Regions from separate parts of the Homo sapiens genome. Here region 2 is linked to region 1. The links are chromatin loops, found by intact Hi-C in ENCODE. Cell type or tissue: Caco-2. All regions are shown on one strand. Links, peaks and the distances in the headings refer to the core of each region. The heading gives the core; the rest is flanking DNA. Region 1 has its middle 52 kb from the start of CREB1. Region 2 overlaps CREB1 (cAMP responsive element binding protein 1).

Region 1 (2,927 bases), core at 329-2,828:
AGCTCCAAGAATTTCTCTCATCTTCCTGGGTTGAGGGAAATGTAAACAGTGACAAACAGTTCTTCAAACTCTCCCTGATTTTTTTTCTTGTGGTGTTACTTTCCACAGAGTTCAAACACATGGGCTTTTAAGAAGAGATAATAATCTCATTTGACAGTAAGCAATAGTTATTATGACGCAGATTAGTCAGTATTTTGTGAAATATCAAATAATCAAGTAGTTTGGATCTGCTAGACCCCTCCCATTTCAATCATTATGCATGAAGTTGATGACCTTCATCCTTGTGACCCCACAAAGATCTTTATGACACTTATGTGTGAACTTAGAGCATTTTTCTACTCAACCGCAGCGCTGCTAACTCTGTTTGGGACGGAGGAGCTGCCTGTGCATTATAGGCTATTTAACAGCATCCATGGCCTCTCCCTATTAGATGCTAGTAGGACCCCTTCCTCTAGTGTGACAATAAACGGTGTATTCTGACATGGCCAAATGTCCCCGGGGAGCAATATTGCCTCCCATTGCCGTGGGGACCTCAGCCATCAACCTATGATGGGTAAAGGAAAAGATATTTTTCTTCTCCTACAGTTAAAAACATAAAAATTAGAAAATCCCCGGGAAATATTTTTATATCACCAGCAAATATCCTGACTAGTCAAAATGAGGCTTGCCATCAAAAGGAAGTCAGGATTCATCTATTTCTATTATGACCTTTCATTTCCTGCTGCATATTATAGTACATAGTAGACATTCAACAAATGCCTTTGCCTCCCATTGAGAACCACTGTCTTACAGCAATCTTCAGTCCAGGAGTATAGTGACAGTTTTTCACTACAATGAACAAAATTACTAGAGGATGTTAGGAGTTAGAAACCCCAGATTGCTGATGGGGCAACATAGGCACAGAAGTTTACACATGCCCAGTCTGTCGTAAGAGAGGGAGGCCGAGTCCCACTTCCCATAGTGCTTGGATCAGTCTGCCTGATAGTGCTTGCTTGATAATTACCGGTTAAATGAATCCATCCATCAGTCAACCACATTTGTTGAATGTCTACTATGTACTATAATATGCAGCAGGAAATGAAAGGTCATAATAGAAATAGATGAATCCTGACTTCCTTTTGATGGCAAGCCTCACTTTGACTAGTCAGGATATTTGCTGGTGATATAAAAATATTTCCCAGGGATTTTCTAATTTTTATGTTTTTAACTGTAGAAGAAAAATATCTTTTCCTTTACCCATCGTAGGTTGATGGCTGAGGTCCCCACAGCAAAAGACAGATTAACAAAAGGATACAAATGTGTTTAATATAAATTTTATGTGACATGAGGGCCCTCATAAAGAAATGAAGACCCCCAAGAAATGGGTAAATGTGAGTATTTTCATGCTAGGTTTGATGAACAGTGAAGAGTCATGGAGAAATACGATAGGGTGAAAAGGGTGTGATCTAATGGTAAGGCACTGGGGGAAATTTAGCAAGACCTGATTGTTCAGATTCTTTTCTGTGACCCTAGGTCTTCAGAGATAAGGATGTTTTTTCCCTCCAGGCATAGGGAGGACGCCTCGCACATGAAGCTGTTAGCACCTGCTTCAGAGAAGGGTAGCGGTATGATGAGAGTGGACTTGCTGCTTCTGTCATTTTTCTCAAATTCTTTCAGCTGAAAATATTCTGGGATAGTCTGTCCTGAACCCCATATCGTAACTTATATATTAAGTATATAAAAAAAAATTTTAAGTAATGGTTGCAGTAGCAATCAGTAATCAATCAAGTCCATTAAAAATAAAAATTGTGGCCGGGCCTGGTGGCTCATGCCTGTAATCCCAGCACTTTGGGAAGCCGAGGTGGGTGGATCACCTGAAGTCAGGAGTTCAAGACCAGCCTGGCCAACATGGCGAAACCCCATCTCTACTAAAAATACAAAAATTAGCTGGGTGTGGTGGTACGCATCTGTAATCCCAGCTACTGGGGAGGATGAGGCAGGAGAATTGCTTGAACCTGAGAGGTGGAGGTTGCAGTGAGCTGAGATTGTGCCATTGCACTCCAGCCTGGGTGACAGAGCCAGACATTGTCTCCAGAAAAAAAAAAAAAGAAAATAAAATTGTAAAGAGTTTTATTTCCTTTCTCCCAACCTCTATCTTTTAAAAAGTTATTATTTGTTATATAAGATATGATTATATAGCAATAGCTTCCTTTTTCATAAGGTCCCCTTTGAATAACTCTTTCATATTTACTGTATATCAAATGCTGCATCGTCTGATGCTATCTTGGTCTTTCTAGCATACATTTCTTTTGTAGACTCTGAATACTTAACACATGTCTTCTGATTTATGGTTATTTTAAAAAATCTTGGTGAGGTAGGAGGAACAAGTATCATTGTCTCTTATTTATGGAGTATTAAAAGGTAAAGAGGGTTTAAATGGATTACTTAATGCCACAGACTTTATCCAGGAAAAAGCTTTGAGTAAGATCCCAGGTTTTCTGCTTCCTAATTCAATGTGCTTTCCGTTAGCCTGTTTTAATCATTTTAAATGTAGATTTATATAAAAACTTCCTTTACAAAAACTTCAGGTGCTTTAGAGATAACCTGTAATTCAAATAATGCCTAAAACCCTTGCGGGATGTTGTAACGATGACAGGATAAAGTGGAAGAAAAGTGTATGGGAAATGAAAAGGAATACGTCAGAATTAGTGCTCATAAACTTTGTCCCCTGCCCAAGTGCTATTTAAATTTCCTGAGCTTTGTGGATGTTAAAGAATAAATATGTGCCTCACAATTCTCAGAGACAGAACCAAAAAGGATGTAACTTAAAGGTCTACAGAGTGCAGGCAACTAGTGAAAACCGGTGAGATGAGCTGGGTTCATGTCAGGGAGGGGTAGGGATAATGGCAAACAATAGTGATGTGCTCTCTGTAAAGGGGCAGTCACTC
Region 2 (2,927 bases), core at 102-2,601, 79 kb before region 1:
AGCCTGGGCAATAAGAACAAAACTCCATCTCAAAAAAAAAAAAAAAAAATCACTTTAGTGGCAGTGTGAAAGATATATATTTCAGGGGGAAAACTGGTGGTGGGGAGACCAACGAAGAAAGCCCATGAAGTAGTTAAGGAAAGATGATGAAGGCCAAAAAGAGGGCAGTTAGTAGTAGTAGAGATGGGAACGAGGGAAGTGATTTTATGAAAATTTGGAAGCAGTCCAGAAAGGGCTTTATGAATAGTTAAAAGAGGTGAGAGAGGAACTGCAGATGACCCAATGTTTCATGTCTGAAAGAGAATTGGCAGACTGTCCTTAATTGAAAAAGAGAATGCAAGAAGTAAGGATAGGCTTTTGGGTGACTGGGGTTGTAATGGAAGATGATGAAACTACTCTGACATCTGAATTTGTAGAGATGTTTATTTTAGCAGGCAGCGAAATATGTGACTGTGAAGCCTGGGGGGAAGATCCCTATAAAGACAGTGTCTTTGGCATATAGGGTAAAACCAGAAGCTTCCATCTCTGGATAGTAATAAAGTCCTTACTTATTAATCACTTTCTCTCTGGCCACTATAAATCTTGCTTAGTTTTATTTGATTCTCAAAATGTGGTCCATGGAATAGCTTCATTAGAGTCACACAGGATACTCTGTAAAGTCAACTCTAACAGGAACCCAATCATACTTTCCCGTACACTGAAGTTTGAGAACCATAACCTTATTCAGAGTATCTCATCTCAATTCCATATAAATGCTCTTGTAATATTTGAAGCAATTACTATGTTCTCTTTCCTGAGTCTTCTCTAGGGAAAATATACCTAGCTAACTCAATGAATAATCCCTTTTCTACACTAATAATTTTATATAATGGCTCCTCTCATTATAAATTTATAAAATACAGATATAAAAAATAAAATAAAAACCCTTTATATTCCTATCACCCATAGCTAATCACTTTTAATATTTTTGTTGTACATCTTCTAGATGTTAAGGCACATGTACATTCAATTTTTATTTGTATTTATTTACTTTTTGAGATGGAGTCTCGCTCTGTCACCCAGGCTGGAGTGCAGTGGTGCGGTCTCGGGTTCATGACATTCTCCTGCCTCAGCCTCCCGAGTAGCTGGGACTACAGGAGCCCATAACCACACCCAGCTAATTTTTTTGTATTTTTAGTAGAGACGGGCTTCACTGTGTTAGCCAGGATGGTCTCAATCTCCTAACCTCGTGATCCGCCTGCCTCGGCCTCCCAAAGTGTGGGGATTATAGGTGTGAGCCATCACACCCGGCCCATACATTCAATTTTTATAACATGCTATCTTTACTCAGCCAACCTTTCTTTCTCATAAAACCACTGAAAAACATGCTTTACCATATCAAAAACACAAACTGTGAGAAAATGGAAGTAGGGAGAAAGGAATTCCCAGGATGACACAATACAGCCTACTCTGGGGACAACCAGACTGGACAAAATAGTGTGACTCCAGAGATAAGATGTGTTAAGGGCTATCATCATAAAGAAGCCTGCTGGCATTGCATCTTCTTTTTTTTTTTGAGAGGGAATCTTGTTCTGTCACCCCGGCTGGAATGCAGTGGCGCAATCTCAGTTCACTGCAACCTCTGCCTCCCGGACTTAAGCAATTCTCCTCCCTCAGCCTTCTAAGGTCGCTGGATTTACAGGTGTGTGCTACCACGCCTGGTTAATTTTTGTATTTTTAGTAGAGATGGGGTTTCACCATGTTGGCCAGGCTCGTCTTGAACTCCTGACCTCAAGTGATTCGCTCGCCTCAGCCTCCTAAAGTGTTTGGATTATAGGCGTGAGCCACAGCGCCCGGCCTAGCATTGTGTCTTCCTCTTTCTAAAGGGCAAAATATACAGATGAGCCCAGATTCTTATCTGTTGACCCTATATTGATGGAAGTCCTGGCTCTCTCCCCTTCAATCCTGCAGCCTGCCTCGTATGAGTACATTAGATGTATTTGGCTTTGTCTTATTCCTGAAGGCTGGAGGTAAACCCTGGTGGTCTTAGGAGAAAACACAGAACAGCTCACTCCTTCTGACTATATTCTTGCTGGAAATCCAGTATCTGGCTCACACTACCTCAGCCAGACACCCAAGTGTGGTGAGTCCTCTATTTCCCATGATTCATTCTTGCTAGGTGACTTCTCTAGGAACTTTTAAACTCTTGGAGAAACTGAAGCTACATATATCAGAGCTTCTGCTAGGATTATATTCTCCTGGGAACCTTCATCTGAAAGAGACGGTATCACACTATTACCTAGCAGGTCTGTATCTGCTATTTGTTTTTTAAGTTAACCACCTTTCTCATTCCTATCTATGTAAACAGCTGTTAATAAAATAGTTGAGGAGAATGCATGCAAACAAAAACATAAGAATGAGAGAAAATATTCTTAAAGATAGGATGTTAAAGAGAAAGATGAAATGAAAGAATCAGAAATTATATTTAAAATATACAGGAAACAAAAACTGCTATCATCCTTAAAATTTCCTTACATGTCAATTTATTTGCTTATCCTAATTTTTAGTTTAGTTATATAAACTTAGGCTTTCATATTATCTGCATTCCCACTGTTAAAAAATAAATCTGTGTCATATTAAAAAAATAAAAAAAGCAGTTGTCATACATAGCCAAGGTTTTCTTCCCTTATCTGAGAGCACCATTTACCCATAAGTTTAAAATGTAATTATTTCTGGATCATTTCACTAAAAATACTGTATTATTGTTTAATAATACATTTTACTGTTATTGAATTAATACTATCATTTCTAAATATACTCTAATACTAAGTAAATAGGAATTTTGATATTGTAAGAGTATCTCTGCTCATTCTATGTATATCTATGTAATAACAACTAAATTCTCTTGGAAACGTATTCCTCTAGGAAGAGACACAAACTGGAATCTC

Evidence for each region. Hi-C counts contacts between places; a loop is a spot of excess contacts. Peaks named below come from ENCODE experiments on the same cell type or tissue, not always from the same donor. Only the 100,000 strongest peaks of a DNase experiment are listed, where the experiment ranks them.
Region 2: a loop joins it to region 1, with 5 times the contacts of the local background. A loop is called at or near these places in 2 of 110 quality-filtered maps.

Annotation. Positions count from the first base shown.
Region 1 is chr2:207,476,697-207,479,623 of GRCh38, reverse strand. No RefSeq gene overlaps it. Among named protein-coding and RNA genes, the nearest start is that of CREB1, 52 kb to the left of the region's middle. In Caco-2, for the core only: no CTCF peak of the experiment used is centred there; a DNase peak (open chromatin) is centred at 1,543.
Region 2 is chr2:207,555,766-207,558,692 of GRCh38, reverse strand. The region is part of intron 2 of CREB1 (cAMP responsive element binding protein 1); the gene reads right to left. Among named protein-coding and RNA genes, the nearest start is that of CREB1, 27 kb to the right of the region's middle. In Caco-2, for the core only: no CTCF peak of the experiment used is centred there; a DNase peak (open chromatin) is centred at 1,612.